Regions from separate parts of the Homo sapiens genome. Here region 2 is linked to region 1. Evidence: chromatin loops called from intact Hi-C (ENCODE). Cell type or tissue: Caco-2. All regions are shown on one strand. Links, peaks and the distances in the headings refer to the core of each region. The heading gives the core; the rest is flanking DNA. Region 1 overlaps TACR3 (tachykinin receptor 3). Region 2 overlaps TACR3-AS1 (TACR3 antisense RNA 1).

Region 1 (9,432 bases), core at 776-8,775:
GGTTTTAGGTCTAACATTTAAGTCTTTAATCCATTTGAATTAATTTTTGTATAAGGTGTAAGGAAGGGATCCAGTTTCAGTTTTCTTCATAGGGCAGCCAGTTTCCCCAGCACCATTTATTAAATAGGGAATCCTTTCTCCATTTCTTGTTTTTGTCAGGTTTGTCAAAGAACAGATGGTTGTAGATGTGCGGTGTTATTTCTGAGGGCTCTATTCTGTACCATTGGTCTATATCTCTGTTTTGGTACCAGTACCATGCTGTTTTGGCTATGGTAGCCTTGTAGTATAGTTTGAAGTCAAGTAGCGTGATGCCTCCAGCTTTGTTTTTTTTTGTTGTTGTTGTTGTTTTTTTTGTTTTTTTTTTGTTTTTTTTTTGTTTTGCTTAGGATTGTCTTGGCAATGTGGGCTCTTTTTTGGTTCCATATGAACTATAAAGTAGTTTATTCCAATTCTGTGAAGAAAGTCATTGGTAGCTTGATGGGGATGGCATTGAATCTGTAAATTACCTTGGGCAGTATGGCCATTTTCACGATATTAATTCTTCCTACCCATGAGCATGGAATGTTCTTCCATTTGTTTGTGTACTCTTTTATTTCATTGAGCAGTGGTTTGTAGTTCTCCTTGAAGAGGTCCTCCACATCCCTTGTAAGTTGGATTCCCAGGTATTTTATTCTCTTTGTAGCAATTGTGAATGGGAGTTCACTCATGATTTGGATCTCTGTTTGTCTGCTATTGGTGTATAAGAATGCTTGTGATTTTTGCACATTGATTTTGTATCCTGAGACTTTGCTGAAGTTGCTTATCAGCTTGAGGAGATTTTGGGCTGAGACAATGGGGTTTTCTAGATATACAATCATGTCATCTGAAAACAGGGACAATTTGGCTTCCTCTTTTCCTAATTGAATACCCTTTATTTCTTTCTCCTGCCTGATTGCCCTGTCCAGAACTTCCAACACTATGTTGAATAGGAGTGTTGAGAGAGGGCATCCTTGTCTTGTGCCAGTTTTCAAAGGGAATGCTTCCAGTTTTTGCCCATTCAGTATGATATTGGCTGTGGGTTTGTCATAAATAGCTCTGATTATTTTGAGATACATTCCATCAATACCTAGTTTATTGAGAGTTTTTAGCATGAAGGGCTGTTGAATTTTGTCAAAGGCCTTTTGTGCATCTGTTGAGATAATCATGTGGTTTTTGTCATTGGTTCTGTGTATACGATGGATTACATTTATTGATTTGTGTCTGTTGAACCAGCCTTGCATCCCAGGGATGAAGCTGACTTGATTGTGGTGGTTAAGCTTTTTGATGTGCTGCTGGATTCAGTTTGTCAGTATTTTATTGAGGATTTTTGCATTGATGTTCATCAGGGATATTGATCTAAAATTCTTTTTATCTCTGCCAGGCTTTGGTATCAGGATGATGCTTGCCTCATAAAATGAGTTAGGGAGGATTCCCTCTTTTTCTATTGATTGGAATAGTTTCACAAGGAATGGTACCAGCTCCTCCTTGTACCTCTGGTAGAATTCAGCTGTGAATCTATCTGGTCCTGGATTTTTTTGGTTGGTGGGCTATTAATTATTGCCTCAATTTCAGAGCCTGTTATTGGTCTATTCAGAGATTTGACTTCTTCCTGGTTTAGTGTTGGGAGGGTGTATGTGTCCAGGAATTTATCCATTTCTTCTAGATTTTCTAGTTTATTTGTGTAGAGTTGTTTATAGTATTCTCTGATGGTAGTTTGTATTTCTGTGGGATCAGTGGTGATATCCCCTTTATCATTTTTTATTGTGTATATTTGATTCCTCTCCCTTTTCTTCTTTATTAGTCTTGCTAGCAGTCTATCATCAATTTTGTTGATCTTTTCAAAAAACCAGCTCCTGGATTCATTGATTTTTTGAAGGGTTTTTTGTGTCTCTATCTCCTTCAGGTCTGCTCTGATCTTAGTGATTTCTTGCCTTCTGCTAGCTTTTGAATGTGTTTGCTCTTGCTTCTCTGGTTCTTTTAATTGTAATGTTAGGGTGTTGATTTTAGGTCTTTCCTGCTTTCTCTTGTGGGCATTTAGTGCTGTAAATTTCCCTCTACACACTGCTTCAAATGTGTCCCAGAGATTCTGGTACCTTGTGTCTTTTTTCTCATTAGTTTCAACGAACATTTTTATTTCTGCCTTCATTTTATTGTTTACCCAGTAGTCATTCGGGAGCAAGTTGTTCAGTTTCCATGAAGTTGTGCAGTTTTGAGTGAGTTTCTTAATCCTGAGTTCTGATTTGATTGCACTGTGGTCTGAGAGACAGTTTGTTGTGATTTCTGTTCTTTTACGTTTGCTGAGGAGTGCTTTACTTCCAATCATGTGGTCAGTTTTAGAATAAGTGTGATGTGGTTCTAAGAAGAATGTATATTCTGTTGATATGGGGGTGGAGAGTTATGCAGATGTCTATTAGGTCCGCTTGGTGGAGAGCTGAGTTCAAGTCCTGGATATCCTTGTTAACCTTCTGTCTTGTTGATCTGTCTAATATTGACAGTGGGGTGTTAAAGTTTCCCATTATTATTGTGTGGCAGTCTAAGTCTCTTTGTAGGTCTCTAAGGACTTGCTTTATGAATCTGGGTGCTCCTGTATTGGGTGCATATATATTTAGGATAGTTAGCTCTTCTTGATGAATTGATCCCTTTACCAAGACTTTTTTTAAAAATTTATTTATTTATTTATTTTTTTGACCGAGTCTTGCTCTATCGCCCAGGCTGGAGTGCCGTGGAGCAGTCTTGGCTCACTGCTACCTCTGCCGCCCAGGTTCAAGTGATTCTCATGCCTCAGCCTTCTGAGTAGCTAGGATTATAGGTGCACACCACCATGCCCAGCTTTTTTTTTTTTTTTTTTTTTTTTTAATGGAAACACAGTTTCACCATGTTGGCCAGACTGGTCTCGTACTCCTGACCTCAGGTGATCCATCACCCTGGCTTCTCAAAGTGCTGGGATTACAGGTATGAACCACCAAGGAAGAATTAGCACAACTTTAATACCTAGACTTTTTTTTTTTTTTTTTTTTTTTTTTTTTGAGACGGAGTCTCACACCGTCACTTGGGCTGGAATGCAATGGCATGATCTCGGCTCACGGCAACCTCCGCCTCCTGAGTTCAAGTGATTCTCCTGCCTCAGCCTCCCAAGGAGCTGGGACTACAGGTGCCTGCCACCACGCCCAGCTAATTTTTTTTTTTTATTTATTTTTCACAGAGATGGGGTTTTGCTATGTTGGCCAGGCTGGTCTCCAACTCCTGGCCTCGTGATCCGCCCACCTCAATCTCCCAAAGTGCTGGGATAACGGGTGTGAGCTACCGCGCTCGGCCCCACCACAATTAAAACAATACATAGGGACCTTTGGAAACTTTATATTATATAGATTACTGATACAGTATGCAGTAAACTAAAAATTCTAATCAGTAAAAAGAAATTATACCATGCATTTATTACTCATTATAAAGTTACAAATTCCCTTAACCTTAAACTATACTGAAAACAACAACAAACACAATGCCTGCTTTCTTTCATACCGGAGAAAACTACTTCAATGTTTTGTAGGACTATATTTATCAACATCAAATATAAATTACCTGGCCATGTAAAATAATTACTAGAGAGGTGCAGTTAACAGAATGATGAATAGCAAGGACTACACGCAGGCTTAAGTGTTGCAAATCTCCATGGCATATTTGCTAACCGACACACATTCCTGCAAGCCTCCCATTCTGCCCCAGGCCCTTAGCTGGTTACACCAGCTATACGTCTTTTTCCTAAACACAAAAATTCGTCAAAAAAAAATAACAATAATAATAAAAGCCCACATAAAGGACAGGCTTTTTTGTCTTAGCGTCCTTTTGGTTGACAGCTAAGATCCAGAGGTGACATATGACCAGGCTCTCTCTGATGGATGTAATTGGTAAAAGATACCAGATTAGATTAGTAATTTCAGCCACAGAAGCACCTATGTAAATTACACATGTATATGACTCAACATGGATCTACCTAGGTTGAATAACAATACAAACGTCAGTTCACATCTGTCCCATATGATTTAGAGGGTGATGAGGTGATAGGGAGGGAAAGGTAAAAATGATAGTTTGTTAGAGCTGCCATAACAAAGTATCACAGACTGGGTGGCTTAAACTATAGACATTTATTTTTCCACTGTCTTGGAGGCTAGAAGTCCAAGATCAAAATGTAGGCTGGGTTGATTTTTCCCGAGGCCTCTCTCCTTGGCTTGTAAAAGGCTCCATCCCTCTGGGATCTTCATGTGGCCTTCCCTTCAGGTCTGTGTCCTAATCTCTTCTGATAAAAGCACAGTTATTTTTGGATTACAGACCAGGTGTATGATCTCATTTTACCTGAATTGCCTCTTTAAAGGCCCTATCTTCAAATTCTGTCACAGTGTAAGGTACTGGGGGTTAGGACTTCAACAAAAAAATTTTAGGAGGACATAGTTCAGCAGATAACACAGAGGTTATTTAAAGTCTTTAGATATTGATCTCTTTGATCCAAGTCACCTCATAGATTCCGGGAGCTTCCTGGCACCAAGGATGAATTCTGCTCTAATATGAAGATACAGGTTTCATGGCAAGTGAGAGTGCTACTAAATAAAGGTAGAATTACAACCCCCCACCCCCTACTCCCATATCATTCTAACTCGTTTATTCTTTAGCTGAAAGAAAATTGAGGAAAGTATTTTTCTGCTGGCCTGACTTGAATATTTTACTCCTTTTGTTCATCCCTACTTGGCAGTTTTTTTTCCACTTTCCCTTGCATTTCTACTTCTCTTTTGTCTATCCTTGCCTTACAGGAAACAGTTCATTTCAAAATTATTTCACCTTTTCATTTGTACATAATCTTTGTAACAAGGGACCAAGTTTTTAATGTGCCTAGCACAACACCTACTTCCCACCAAGAGAGCACTCTGTAAATGTCTCATAGTCCTTACACGTTTTATACCATTCAATTCCCAGTAATATTGTTTTCATTTATCATTGCCTATGTAAACCAGATTTTAGCAGCCTCCATGTATATAACTTTTTTAATTTTTTCATATGTCCTTAATGAAAAATGTAAATTTACTGAGGATTTTGTAGATGAGTCCAAAAGGATAATTTGTCTCTCACGGCATAAAATTCCTTTCAACATTTCTTCTGAAGTCAGTTCTGAGGCAATTGCGTGTTTCTCTCTTTTTTAATCTCCTTCTCTCTTTTCTTCTCCCTCTCTACCTTTCCCTGTCTTGCTGCTCCCCCTTGATCCATTTCTCTGATCCAGAAAGACCATTCACCCACACTTTTTAAAGACAAATTTAGAATTGTTCTGACAATTCAAACTGTAGCCCTCTTCCTATAATTCAAATGATTCCAAACTTCCAAATACCTACCCACATCTGTTACCCTATTCAGAAAAAACAAAATATTCTCCATGTACCCACATTTCACTCTCCTTCAAGTCAAAAGGGAATTACAAATAGAAAAATAATGTTTTGTCTTACAAACCATGTTACACAAATGCTTTATTTCTGTAATTCCAATTACATGCTGTAAATCTCTTCAGATTTCTTTCTAATACTATTTTCATTTGTATTTCATTTCAACAAAGATTTCGGGGAGACTTTCTTCTACTACTTTGCTTAAGTTGTAAATTCCAAAGTGCTATGATTTTCTATACACCTATATACTTTACTCAGCATATTTTCAAATTTATGGCTTTGTCGAAATCATTTGTATGCCTCTCAAGCCTGTCTTTAATCTTTTTTTATTTGAAAACATTTAGAACTAGTGGAATAATGCACTGTGATTACTTTATCCCTTTTGATTCTCAGGTATTATCTTCAGATTATTTCTGCTTCATTATTTCATCATTCTCCAGTAAGATGTGGCAGTCTTATATAAATCTCTGCAACAGGAATTTCTAAAGCCTCTTGCTGCACCATCTAAGCCCAGACAAGGAAAATTATTTTTGCTAACACCCTAAAGGAACATACATGCTTTGTATACTAAATCTGCAAAGAAAAACAGCATCATAAAAGACATGAGAACAACACAGAAAACAGTAATTGCATACCTAAAGGGAATAGGAACTCAAATATTAATTAGAATAAGCAACGGGTCCTTCAAATGTTACCCGTGTGGATTAAAAGGCAGACAATCAAGTATGAAATAATTCTCTTCATATAAAGTTTCTCATTAGAAATTAAAAACTGATGAGTGATAGTGAAAGGTTGATATGCCACAGTTAACCTAGATTGAACAAGGTAGTGTGTTTTACTTTAAAACAAAATACCCTGGAGAACTAGAAGTCACTGTTTTATTTACATTATTCAGAATATAAGCCAGGTCTCCATCATCCGAAAACGAGTCTACCTTCTAGCTGTGAGATTTCCTGGAGCATCTCCTAGAAAATTTCATTACCAAGCAAGAAATTTTTGCAAGAAGGACTATGCATAGAGACCTCTGAATCCAGTACTGTGAGGCAATAAGTAAATCAACTTACATTTATTTAGGGATCACTTGTAATACATTGAATGGGAGACCCTATGCCTTAAAATTCAGTTTCTATTGCTCTCTGGTCTTCCTATAAGACTGCCTAGGATTTAGGCAGTCTTGGGCAAGTGATTCAAAAATAAAGGATTTAACCCACACCCTCCTTAAGTCTCATAACCTAAAATGGGACATATAGTTCAGATACGTTTTGCTATAGTCATGTTATCAAATTTTTATATGGCACAAACATGGCTGTTATAGTCTATGATTACAAGCCAAAATAAATTTTGCCATAAAATAAGCAGAAAACTATTTTCCAGCATATGAAGTTGTTAATTAAAAAAAAATAGAGAAAAATCCCAGGGTGTCTATCTTTGCATGATTTAGCAGCATAAATCAGATTCTCTTCTCTCTGAAATATATAGCTTTGCAAATATATTTTGATCCAACTAAAGTACCAGATTACAATAGTTGAGTGGAAAAAAGTTTATAGTTTTATTTGTATAAATTTTAAATACATGTATAAAGCATTAATGTATTTATTTTAAATCTTCTTCACAGGAAGATTTAAATAATACAATATTTAAAATAATGTATCTTAAATCCTCCTGTGAAGAGGAGGATTTAAGATAAATATATATTTTAAAGACTTTGTTATTTAAATTTGTACATTATTTTAAATACATTAGGTAGGTATACTCCAGTTGGAGGACAGGTAGATCCAGGAAATGACCTCGTGGCATTTTCATCTTTTAAATTTTGCCCTCTGATTCATTTTGAGTAGAACTTTAACATGCATTTTATTTTATTTTTGGAAGTGTAGTTTCTTAAAATTGGGTGAATGCCCTTATCCAACCACCTTGACATTAGTCTCCTCTGGGTCTGATAGCTGCTTGCTACTGAGCTCCATAACTCCACAGCAATGCAGTTCTTCTCTGGTACCTGAATAATTCCTAGTATTGAATTTTGGATTCTTTTTTATGTGGGGGTTGGAGGTTCAATTGGCCACATATTTTTGGCTAGACTCACTCTGAACACCTCATCAAGCCTCTCGGCTCACTGCAAGCTCCGCTTCCCGGGTTCACGCCATTCTCCTGCCTCAGCCTCCCCAGCAGCTGGGACTACAGGCACACGCTGCCACGCCTGGCTAATTTTGTATTTTTAGTAGAGACGGGGTTTCACTGTGTTAGCCAGGATGGTCTCGATCTCCTGACCTTGTGATCCGCCTGCCTCAGCCTCCCAAACTGCTGGGATTGCAGGCGTGAGCCACCGTGCCTGGCCTTTCACTGATTTCTATCTTTTCATGTCCTTCATCCACTCATTACCAATATTCTGTATCCTTGGCACTTCCTTCTCAAGAGTAGTCCTCCGTCAATGAAACCATCTGTCTTCTGAACCATGACCTATTTTACTTCACCATGTTCTCTCTTCAAAATGTAAGTATGCTCACATCTCTTTGCCTGCTTCTCTTATCAATCTTTTACACCTTTGATTAATTCGCTGTGGCTTCCAACACACCATTCCACTGAAACCACCCTTGCCAAAGTTACCTTTGACTTCTTTGTTCCTAAATTCATTGGATGTATTCAGTCCTTGGCTAGACTGAAGGAACAGACACCCTTTGATCACTCCCCCTTCGAGAAGTCTCCCTGTCCATGGCATTGGTGTCCTTTCTCTCTGCAGACCATTCCTCTTCAGTAGACTTTTTTGGCTTTTCTTCTTCTAACAACCACTTAAATGCTACTCTTTACCCAAAGTCCCATTCTTTATATTTTTATACTTTCATTTAGGATCTCATTTGGATAATCTCATCTCCCAGGATATCAACACCCTTAAAAATTACTTTCAAATCTACATTTGTATTATGCCCATATCTAGATTTCTCTAGGTTTAGGCCCTGAGCTTGAGATTAAAATTTTATTAACCACCTCTCACTCCAAACCTATGTGTAGTAGACGCTTCAAAGTAAGCTGGTAAAAACTAAATAATAATTTTTGCTCTGAAATGCCTGTTTCCATTTTATAGAATATTCTTAATATCTGTACAGTGGTCCAGACAAAAAATCTGGAAATAATCTATAACTTTTCCCTTTCCTTAATCAATGTTCAATGAATGACAAGGACCTTCAAATTAACTCTAAATGTACTCATATAGTTATTTTCTTCTTTCCTAAGCCTTTTCTCCATTCTTGTTTAGAACTACCTAATTCTTTGTCTGAATTTATAAAAAGCCTCCTGCCTATCTTATATTCCACTCAAATGAAGTCCATTCTAAACTGTCTTCAAAGTATCTAAAATCTGAATTTATGAATACCCTTATTAAAATTCTTTAATGGTTTCTCTGACCTGTAAACACATATTGGCCCTCTATTCTCATCTCCATCCTTATCTCCCAGCTTCTTCATCAGCATACCTTGTAGTACATGGTACATCCCACTCAGCGAAACTATTCGTAATACTAGAAGGAGGCATGAGTTTTGGTTACCTTATTTTCTGTGATCAGAAGACTCGTCCCTGCTTTCCCCCACTGCTTTTCAATTGCTCTCATCACAGACAGCTATTCTTCTAGAAGGACTCTTCAATATCTCCACTTCCTCAGTGTTTCACATTGAGCTTCCACAATACCACATGGAAAACTCTAGCATGTGGCATACAACATTATATAAGTAATGTTCTTTTGTTTAGCTATCTGTTCCAAGAAATTTTACCAAACTGAAGAGCAGGGTCTATGCCTTAGCATTAGATATTCAACAACTCACAAGGTACATAATTCAAGAATGGTATAAATGCTTATAAGATTAATGAATGAATCTGTTTCCTTGGAATCTTTATTTTTTAAAATTTAACTTTTATTTTAGAGACAAGTACATGTGTAGATTTGTTGTATAGGAATATTGTGTGAAGTTGATGTCTGGAGTATGAATCCACATCCCCCAGG
Region 2 (9,432 bases), core at 583-8,582, 58 kb after region 1:
ATTAAACACAACTTAATGAACTAGAGTATTATCCCAATCTTATAAATGAAGAAATTAGAACAGAAATTTTAAGCATCCTGCCCAAACTACAGTTTGCTACTCATGAAACTAAGCTTTGCATCCAGGTAGTTTGACTCTAGAACCTACCCATGGCTTTAACTAATAGTTTCTGAGATGCAGCCACATGAACTTGAAGTAAATGCTATGTTTATCCATCTATGACTATCATAATAACCCTAGGAAACAAACAAGTGTTTTGCGTTCTGATGTTTTAATCTTTAAAGAGTAGACATTATGCATTTCGTGTAGTAGTTTTGAAGTAGATGAACTACCACCTATAAGTGTTTTTTTGTTGTTGTTTTGTTTTGTTTTTGAGATGGAGCCTTGCTCTGTCACCCAGGCTGGAGTGCAGTGGCGTGATCTTGGCTCACTGCAAGCTCTGCCTTCCGGATTCACGCCATTCTCCTTCCTCAGCATCCTGAGTAGCTGGGACTACAACGCGCCCGCCACCGTGTCCAGCTAATTTTTTGTATTTTTAGTAGAGACGGGGTTTCACCGTGTTAGCCAGGATAGTCTCAATCTCCTGACCTCATGATCCACCTGCCTCGGCCTCCCAAAGTGCTGGGATTACAAGCGTGAGCCACTACCTGGCCCACCTCTATGTGTTTTAAAGCACATAGTGTTTTCAGAGAAGAGGCTGATCAGATGAATGCTTAGACATTGTATGAAGCCTGGTTACCATGATCAATTAACCCCAGTTCTGGTTCTTATTCTAAGCCTTAGGGTGTCCCAGTATTGATTCCAAATTAAGATAGTTAAGCAATATTAACAAAGTTCCCAGAAACTGGAGAAAATATCAGAATACTGACTAGTATATTGTCTTCCTACATGGAAAGACAAATTTGAGAACTTATGAAAGAATAAGTATTATTATATAGTCATTTTCATTTATTTATTTTTTATATATTGTTCCTTGGATAAAAATTCTAATCTATGCCTGACAGACTTGATTAATATTGCATCTATCCTTGATGAATCTATCTTGTTGAACCATCAAAATGCAAGTTAACCTCCAGTTACATTTGTGAACAAATAATTTCACTACAATATAATAAATTATCAAAGAATATATATAGAGAGAGAGAGTGCCATGAGAGCAGGTTGGGGAGAGGACCTCTGCCTATGTCAAAGAATTGGTAGGAAAGAAGAGATAAACAGGGAATAATTTTCACAAAGAGATGCTTGAGCTGAATCCTAAAGAATAAATACAAATTATCTGAAGAGGAGAAAAAAGGCAAGCACAGAGAACAGAGTATGCAGGAACAAGGAAGCCTAAGTAATACACAATTTTTTTTCCACTAACTGCTAAATAACTTTCGAAGTTAAGAAAGCTAATGGTATATCATCAGGCACCAATAAAACTATCTTGAGATTTGACAATGCCAACTGAAAAATTTCTTCTGCAAGGCAGAGCCAGTTACCTTTTATAATATCAATTTAGATTCACACAAATAAAGACATTCTCATGTCTTCCTCGCATTCTTCTCAGATTCTCTCAGCCAGCCATCAAAGTCATTTGACTGGACACTAATCTGATTACAAATGATCAAAGCCTTTCCTAACTGTAACACGTCAGATCAAACTTGGTGTGCAGTGTGTTTCCTGAATCATTATTAGCAATGAAAAAAATTTTTTTTTAATTTCTACTATATACACAAGCTAGTACATAACATTTTGGCCCAGCAATACTAATGCAGTCATTTTTATTTCAGGAAGGCTTTTGATGAAATATTCAGCTTTGTTTTATTACCACAATTTTTAAAGCAATGTGCTCAGTTCATGTCTGAGACTTACCACTTCAGTTCAGAGAGGGAAATGTGGGAAACAATAAGGGTCAAGTATGAGTGGAGAGATAAAGGGCTTGAGGTACAGGGAGGGGAGATATAAAGATCAAGAACTGAGTGACACCAAGTTCAGAGTGAGGGGCAAAGTTGAAATGAAGATTATGTATGGAGTGTAGACAATCCCCTGTCTCAGAACATTGTCTACTGCTGGTAAGTAATTACTGACCACGGAATGACAAAAAGAACTCTGAAGCATTATTCCATTAACAAAATATCTTCCCATGTTTGTTAGTCATTAATATTTTAAAGTATATGCAGTGCAAAAATAACAACAAAAGTAGATAAAATTTTACTATGAAACTATATATAAACTAGTGTAGCTTTCCTGAAATAAAACTATTTTTATGTAGATATTACAGTTTGATGTTCGATGAGGTTTTTTAAACAGTGAAGTTGAGCACAGAAGCAAATAAGTTAAGCAATACTAATAAACAGAATAGTTTCCATTTCAATAATCTTATCCTATACATAAGGTAATTTTTTAATTGAAATGGATTTTGTCCTTATCCCTACCTTTGAATGAATCCCTTCCATTTCCACTTATGACTGAGAAGAGAAAATCAAAGGAAAAATAGAATCGAACAGTAGTAAACAGTCTGAAGTAAATGTTTTCATCTGTAACAAAAATAAAATAAAAAAGAAGAAAAAAAAGAATTAATAAACTGTCTGCCACCTCCCTCAAAGAAAAACCCTCTGGTATTTATTATTATTTTATTTTTATAATTTATTGTTCACTCCCTTTACACCAGGGCTTGTGCCAAGCACCAGAAATACCGTGAAGAATAAAATATATTGAGAAGATGACTTCATAGAATTTATAGTCGAGTAAAGGAGATAGTACTCAGATAATTATATGAACATGGAATGCAGATGCGTTCAAGAGTTGTAAAGGGAAAAATCAGGATAAGAGTGCATTGCAGGGAAACATAAGCCAATTTATGAGACCAGGAAGACTTTCCTAAGAAAGGGACATTTAAGAAGAAACCTAAGGTGATCCTAAAGTTGAGATCATCCAGAAGAAAAGAGATTATGTTTCCAGACAGAGAGAAAAGTATGTGCCAGTGCTCTGAGATGGGAGCTTGTCTTGTTTGTGAAAATAAAGTAGGTTAGCAGGGCCCCAGTATAACCAATCATGGAGTGTGCCATGACAGAAAGGCAGGGCCATGGGGTGCTTGTTATACTCCTGCCTATGACCATAAGCAATTGCACTATTGGATAGAAAACAGCTCACAAAATCTTACATTGACTTGTGAAAGGGAGATGAGGCCAATTTTCTATGGAATTCTGAGCTTATCAATTTGCCTTTGATTCCATAGATTATTTTTTACATAGTGCGATTAACAGGAAACAGTAACTAGAGGCTACAGACCAGCAGACACCACTAGTTTCAACTAACTATAAATAAGTACCTACCAAGAACATCCAATTTCCCACAACTCTACAGAGACTCTCTTGTCAAGGTTATCACGTTGCAGGTCTGATGATTACTTACCTTCTATGACAACTCAGCAGCATTTGTCAGAAATAATCACTTCCTTCTTGGAATGCTTCTCTCAGCTCATAACACTTCGCCTTCCTGGTTTTCTTCCTACCTCAATAGCTACTCTTCCAAGTCTCCTTGATGCTCCCTTTCCTCTGCTCCAACTCTCAATGTTGAAACGCATCTAAAGCTCAACCTTTTCTCTTCTCTATCTACACATTCTTCTACTCAGTCCCATGATGTTAAATGTCCTTATCGCCTAAATCTTTACCTCCAATTCTGATGTCTCACAGTTTCAGACTTACATATACAACATGATGTCTCCACTTCGATGCAGTCTTTACAGTCATCTCAAATGTAACATGGCCAAAGGGACCTTAATTTCCCCGACGTAGGGTAAGACCTAAACTTTCAAGTGCTGCCTTGACATTTTTAACTTTACAGGGCCCGAAAGGCCTATCTGTGAGTTCTCTTGCTGTCACCAGATATGCCCCTACTCAGTAGGAAATGTTCTCTGCCCAGCTAGTTCTTCCGTCAGCTGTTGCATTCTACCCTGTCCTCAACCTAACAGGTTTAATCTCCCGGCCAACCCATACAATTACTCAAGCAAAGCAATCCAATCCTTCTGCAGGAACCAGGGGACATCTCACCCTCCCATTACTAACAAAGCCTGCCTCCCACAGCCCAGTTCACTCAGCTCCTGAGTGCAACACCTGTGTGGCCCTTCACAGCATGCAGTGTGTTGTGGCTGGATGATCTCATCTGTCCAGTGTCAGGGGTTGTGTGCTTGAACATCTCCTATAATTTTGGGCACGAGATTCCTCCTTCACCAATGGGATGAATAGGAAGTGGTCATAACACCCCAAAACTAATTTTTCCTCTGATCTGCATCTTAATACATGGTGCTATCATTCAATAAGCTGTTTAAGCAGATAAATTCTCTTTCTTATTTTTCTCTCTTACCCACATCTAATCAGTCTGAAAGCCTTTTCAACTCTGCCTCAAAAACATAATCCCAAACTATCTGCTTCTCTCCATCTGCATTACCTTCTATGTTTACCTAATGTTATCTCTCATCAGAATCGCTACAGGGACACCCTAGCTGAACTCTCAGCCTTTACTTTTACCGTGAACAATTCACTGTTTACATAAAAGACATTTTTAAAAACTCTAGTAGTTTTCCATTACGCTTAAGATATGAATTCTTTCCCTAGCTTATAAAGTCTTAAATCATTTAATTCTGCCTGCCTCCTTAACTTATCTTGCCTTATGCTTCACATTACCCACTCATTTCAAGCACATTCAACTTCTCGTTTCCCTGGAACAGGATAAACTGATTTTCGTCTTTGGCTTTTTACACTAGCTGTGTTTTCTGCCTGAAAAGGGGCTTCTTCTTATCTTGTTATGGCTAGTTAATTACTATCATTCAGATCTCAGTTAAAACAAGAGCTCCTCTTAGCTATATGTCCTTATCTATATCATATCACCTTTTAATCTTCTTCATACATTTATTGCCATCTGTTATCTGTTTACTTACTTACTCATTTACTTGATATTTTTGCCCTCTACCAGGCTGGAAACTGGGGAGAGTCAATGCCTTGATTGGCTTATTCACCACTGCAATCTCAGTATCTACAGCCATGCTAGACACATAATGGGAAAATAATATATAATGGCTAAAAGAACAAATGAATGAATTAAAGTAATGCAATAATTAAAGCATAAATGTATGATTTATACAGGCCATTATTCAAATCCCATTAGCTATTTCGTGGAGATATTAGGAATTAAACTAGATATAATGAGTTTTAAATTTCTAAACATCTCCTAGAATATACTACCTACACAATAATATAAACTACTATCAAACCGTTCAGTTGGCTTCTCAAAAAAATCAGGAGACAACACAGAAAAGTAAAATTAGAATCATAAACTCCAATTCACTCAGATCATTTAATTGCTAGACAGTTTTTTTAAAAAACAGATTGAACAGAAATTGCATAACTTCCTTTTCAGCATCTAGTTCATAATCTATTTGTTAAATAATAGCACAAAAAATCTATAAATAAGAAGCATGTAAGAGATAAAGTCTTCACAACTTATTTGACTAAGTTGTAATCTTATTGGCTATTTTAAAGCATATCTCTCAAACTAGGCTTAAGGCTCACTACAAGTGTGTAGAAATATACGAAAGTCATAGTACCATTTCTCATGTCAAGGTGCTTGGAATCACAGTAAAGCAACTTAATATGCAATTTTAAACAGCTGAAACAGAATTTAACTTGCCTTACACTTTTGAGCTGTTATACAAATGCTATACATTTTACATTTTTGGAAAATAGTAGTCTCTGACAGTTATATTTCTGTGTGGTCAGTGATAATATACCCTTTGTCATTTCTAATTGTGTTTATTTGGATTTTAACTCTTTTCTTTTTTATTAGTCTAGCTAGTGGCCTATTTTATTATCTTATTCAAACACCAACTCCTGAATTTATTGATCTTTTGAATGGTTTTTCACATCTTAATCTCCTTCAGTTCAGCTCTGATTTTGGTTATTTCTTTTCTCCTGCTAACTTTGGGATTGGTTTGCTGTTGGTTCTCTAGTTCTTTTATTTGTGATGTTAGGTTGTTAAATTGAGATCTTTCTAACTTTCAGGTGTGGGCATTTAGTGCTACAAATTTCCCTCTTACCACTGTCTTAGCTGTGTCCCAGAGATTCTGGTATGTTTTATCTTTGTTCTCATTAGTTTCAGGGAACTTCTTAATTTCTGCCTTAATTTCATTATTTATCCAAAAGTCATTCAGGAGCAGGTTTTTAATTTCCATGTAATTGTATCGTTTTGAGCAATTTTCTTAGTCTTGATTTCTAATATTATTGCACTGTGGTCCAAAAGAATGGTTGGTATATTAGTTCTTTTTTATTTGCTGAGGATTGTTCTATGTCTGGTTGTGTGGTCAGTTTTAGAGTATGTGCCATGTGGTGATGAATGTATATTGATGAATGAAGAATGTATATTCTGTTGTTTTGGAGTGGAGAGTTTTATAGGTGTCTATCAGGTCCATTTGATCCAGTGCTGAGTTAAGGTCCTGAATGTCTTTCTTAATTTTCTGCCTTGATGATCTGTCTAGTCAGTGGGGTGTTGAAGTCTCCCACTAGTATTGTGTGGGAGTCTAAGTCTCTTTGAAGGTCTCTAAGAAATTGCTTTATGAATCTGGATGTTCCTATGTTGGGTGCACATATATTTAGGATAGTTAGATCTTCCAGTTGAATTGAACCCTTTACCATTACGTAATGCCCTTTTGTATCCTTTTTGATCTCCGTTGGCTTAAAGCCTGTTTTTTCTGAAATTAGGATTGTGACCCCTGTTTTTTTCTGTTCTCCATTTGTTTGGAGATTTTCCTTCATCTCTTTATTTTAAGCCTATAGGTGTCATTGCATGTGAGATGGGTCTTTGGAAGACAGCATACAATTGGGTATTGGTTTTTTATCCAGCTTGCTACTCTGTGCCTTTTAATTGTGGCATTTAGCCCATTTACATTCAGTAACATGTATCTAATAAACTTTTGTTAACAAGAAGAAGATAATTTTATTATGAAACATGATTTTCTCCATGGACTTGTGTATAACACTTAAACAAAACATTTATCAGAAATAGGTATTGAGCATTTTTCTCCAAAATTATTCCCCTTTACACTATCCCCAATGTATAACATATATGACAATAGAAAGTGCTTGATGATTTTAGGTTATAAGAGTATGTCAAATCCAACTTTTCACCAAAAATAAAATTCAACATTGGACTCAAGACTTTAACATTTAAAAGTAACTGCTTTGAACTTCCTTTTCTGTGTGAGATTTGAAATTTTTATGTTAGTTTAATGCTATATAGTACTCCATTGTATGTGTATGCCATACTTTTATCTATGGTTGATGGGAATTGAGGTGTTTTTAATGTGGACTATTACCAACAGTGATGCTATGAAATAGTCTTATACTAGGTTTTAGATGCATAGGTCATAGAGTTGTAGGAAATATGCATGTTCAGCTTTAGTAGGTATTGCCAGTTTTCAAAAGTGGTTGCAATAATTTACACTTCCACTAACACCATATGAAATTCCAATGGCTCCACATCTTCAATTACCTTTGTATTGCTGTAATTTTCTATGTTAGCCATCTTATCAGGTGTGTAAAAAATTACATTGTTGTTTAAATTTGTATTTTACTGATGACCAAAGCTAAGCACCTTTTAAAGTTGCTCACCTTTTAAAACAAGTATTGCCGCTTAAGGTGGATCACCTTTTAAAACACTTATTGTACAAGGTTACTCACTTTTTAAAACACTTACTACACCTATGGCATTTGATGATCAAAGTTGAGCACCTTTTAAATATTTATTGGCCATTTGGAGCTATTCTTTTGTGAGCACTTAACATTTTTGCTCATTTTTTTTAAATTGGATTACTTTTTTCTTCTAATTGATATGTAGAATATTTATATATATATTTTTTAAGTATGAATGCTTTATCAGTTATATACATTTAAGTATAGTCTTCCACTCTGTCACCTGAATTTTCTGACATTTGAGTGATATCTTTTGATGAACAATAGTTCTCAATTTTAATGTACTACAATTTACCAATCTTTTCCTTTATGGTTAGTACAGTGTCCTCCAAATAAACAATTGCCTACCCAAAACCCATGAAGATATTCTTCTTGGATTTCTTTTAGAATAGTCATTGTTTTACTTTTGACATGTAGATCTACATTCTGTACAAAATAATCTCTGTGTATAATGTGAGATAGGTATCAAAATTCATTTTTTGCACATATTTAATTGCTCGAACATAATTTATTTAAAAGACCAGCTTTTCTCCCACTGTATTGAAGTGGCATTTTGTTTTAAATCAGGTGGCAGTATGAAGATGTGCAGGTGTTTTTCTGGATGCTATTTTATTACATTGGTCTGTTTGTTTGTGTTTCATTATCACAATGTCTTGATTACTGTAACTGTATAGTAAAGTACTAATGTGTTAGTGAAACTCTTCCAACTCTTTTCTTTTACCTCGTAAAGACTGTCTTGGCTATTCTGAGTTCTACAAAGTTTTGAATTAGCTTTGCATTCTCAACAAGAAAATCTGATCAACTTTGAATGAGATTGCATTGAATGTAAGAATAAATTTGAGCAAAGTTGACATTAAAAACAATATTGAGTTTTTAATTCACAACCACTATATATATGTCCATTTACTTAGGTTTTCTATTCTCCCCAATAATGACTGATAAGTTTTCTGTGTAGAAGTAATTAAATTATTCATAATACTCCATTTCAGATGCTATATTGATTTTATATGAATTTTTAATTTTATCCTATCTCTTCTGGTATATAGAAACACAATTGATGTGTGTATGTTCATCTTGAATCTGGATGACTTGCTTCTTCACTCATATGTTCTGAAAATATGTCCATAGATTCTTTAGGGTATTCTACAAACAGCATCAGTCATCTGCAAATTGTGACAATTTCATTTCTTCCTTTCCAATTCTTTAACATTTCATTTTTCTCTTGCTTTTTTTCTTTCTCCATGTCTTATTTATTTATCTTAAAATATCTAATTGGCAAATAAAGATTGTGTATATTGAAGTTGTACAACATGATGATTTCATACACATATACATTATGCATTGATTGTCCCAATCAAATTAATGCATCCATCAGTACTCATGTTGTACAAGAGATCCCTAAAACTTAATTATCTTATAATGAAAAGCTTGTACCTTTAATAAACTTCTCCCCTTTTTCCCCACTTGCCAGGCCCAGACAACTACCATGCCACTCTCTCTTTCTACAAGTCAGACTTTCACAGATTCCAAGTATAAGTGAAATCATTCAAAATTTGCCTTTCTGTGCCTGGCTAATTTCACTTAACACAGTGTCTTGCAGGTTCATCTATATTGTCACAAATAGCAGAATTTTCTTCCTTTTTATGGCTGAATAATATCCCATGGTATATACCACATTTTCTTTATCCATACATTCAATGATTAA

Evidence for each region. Hi-C counts contacts between places; a loop is a spot of excess contacts. Peaks named below come from ENCODE experiments on the same cell type or tissue, not always from the same donor. Only the 100,000 strongest peaks of a DNase experiment are listed, where the experiment ranks them.
Region 2: a loop joins it to region 1, with 5 times the contacts of the local background. A loop is called at or near these places in 1 of 110 quality-filtered maps.

The regions. Positions count from the first base shown.
Region 1 is chr4:103,620,794-103,630,225 of GRCh38, reverse strand. All of the region lies in intron 3 of TACR3 (tachykinin receptor 3), which reads left to right. It overlaps TACR3-AS1 (TACR3 antisense RNA 1), which reads right to left. Exons shown (of 5, transcript NR_186501.1): 5 at 5,775-5,945. Among named protein-coding and RNA genes, the nearest start is that of TACR3-AS1, 77 kb to the right of the region's middle. In Caco-2, for the core only: no CTCF peak of the experiment used is centred there; a DNase peak (open chromatin) is centred at 4,245.
Region 2 is chr4:103,562,388-103,571,819 of GRCh38, reverse strand. The region is part of intron 2 of TACR3-AS1 (TACR3 antisense RNA 1); the gene reads right to left. Among named protein-coding and RNA genes, the nearest start is that of TACR3-AS1, 18 kb to the right of the region's middle. In Caco-2, for the core only: no CTCF peak of the experiment used is centred there; no DNase peak of the experiment used is centred there.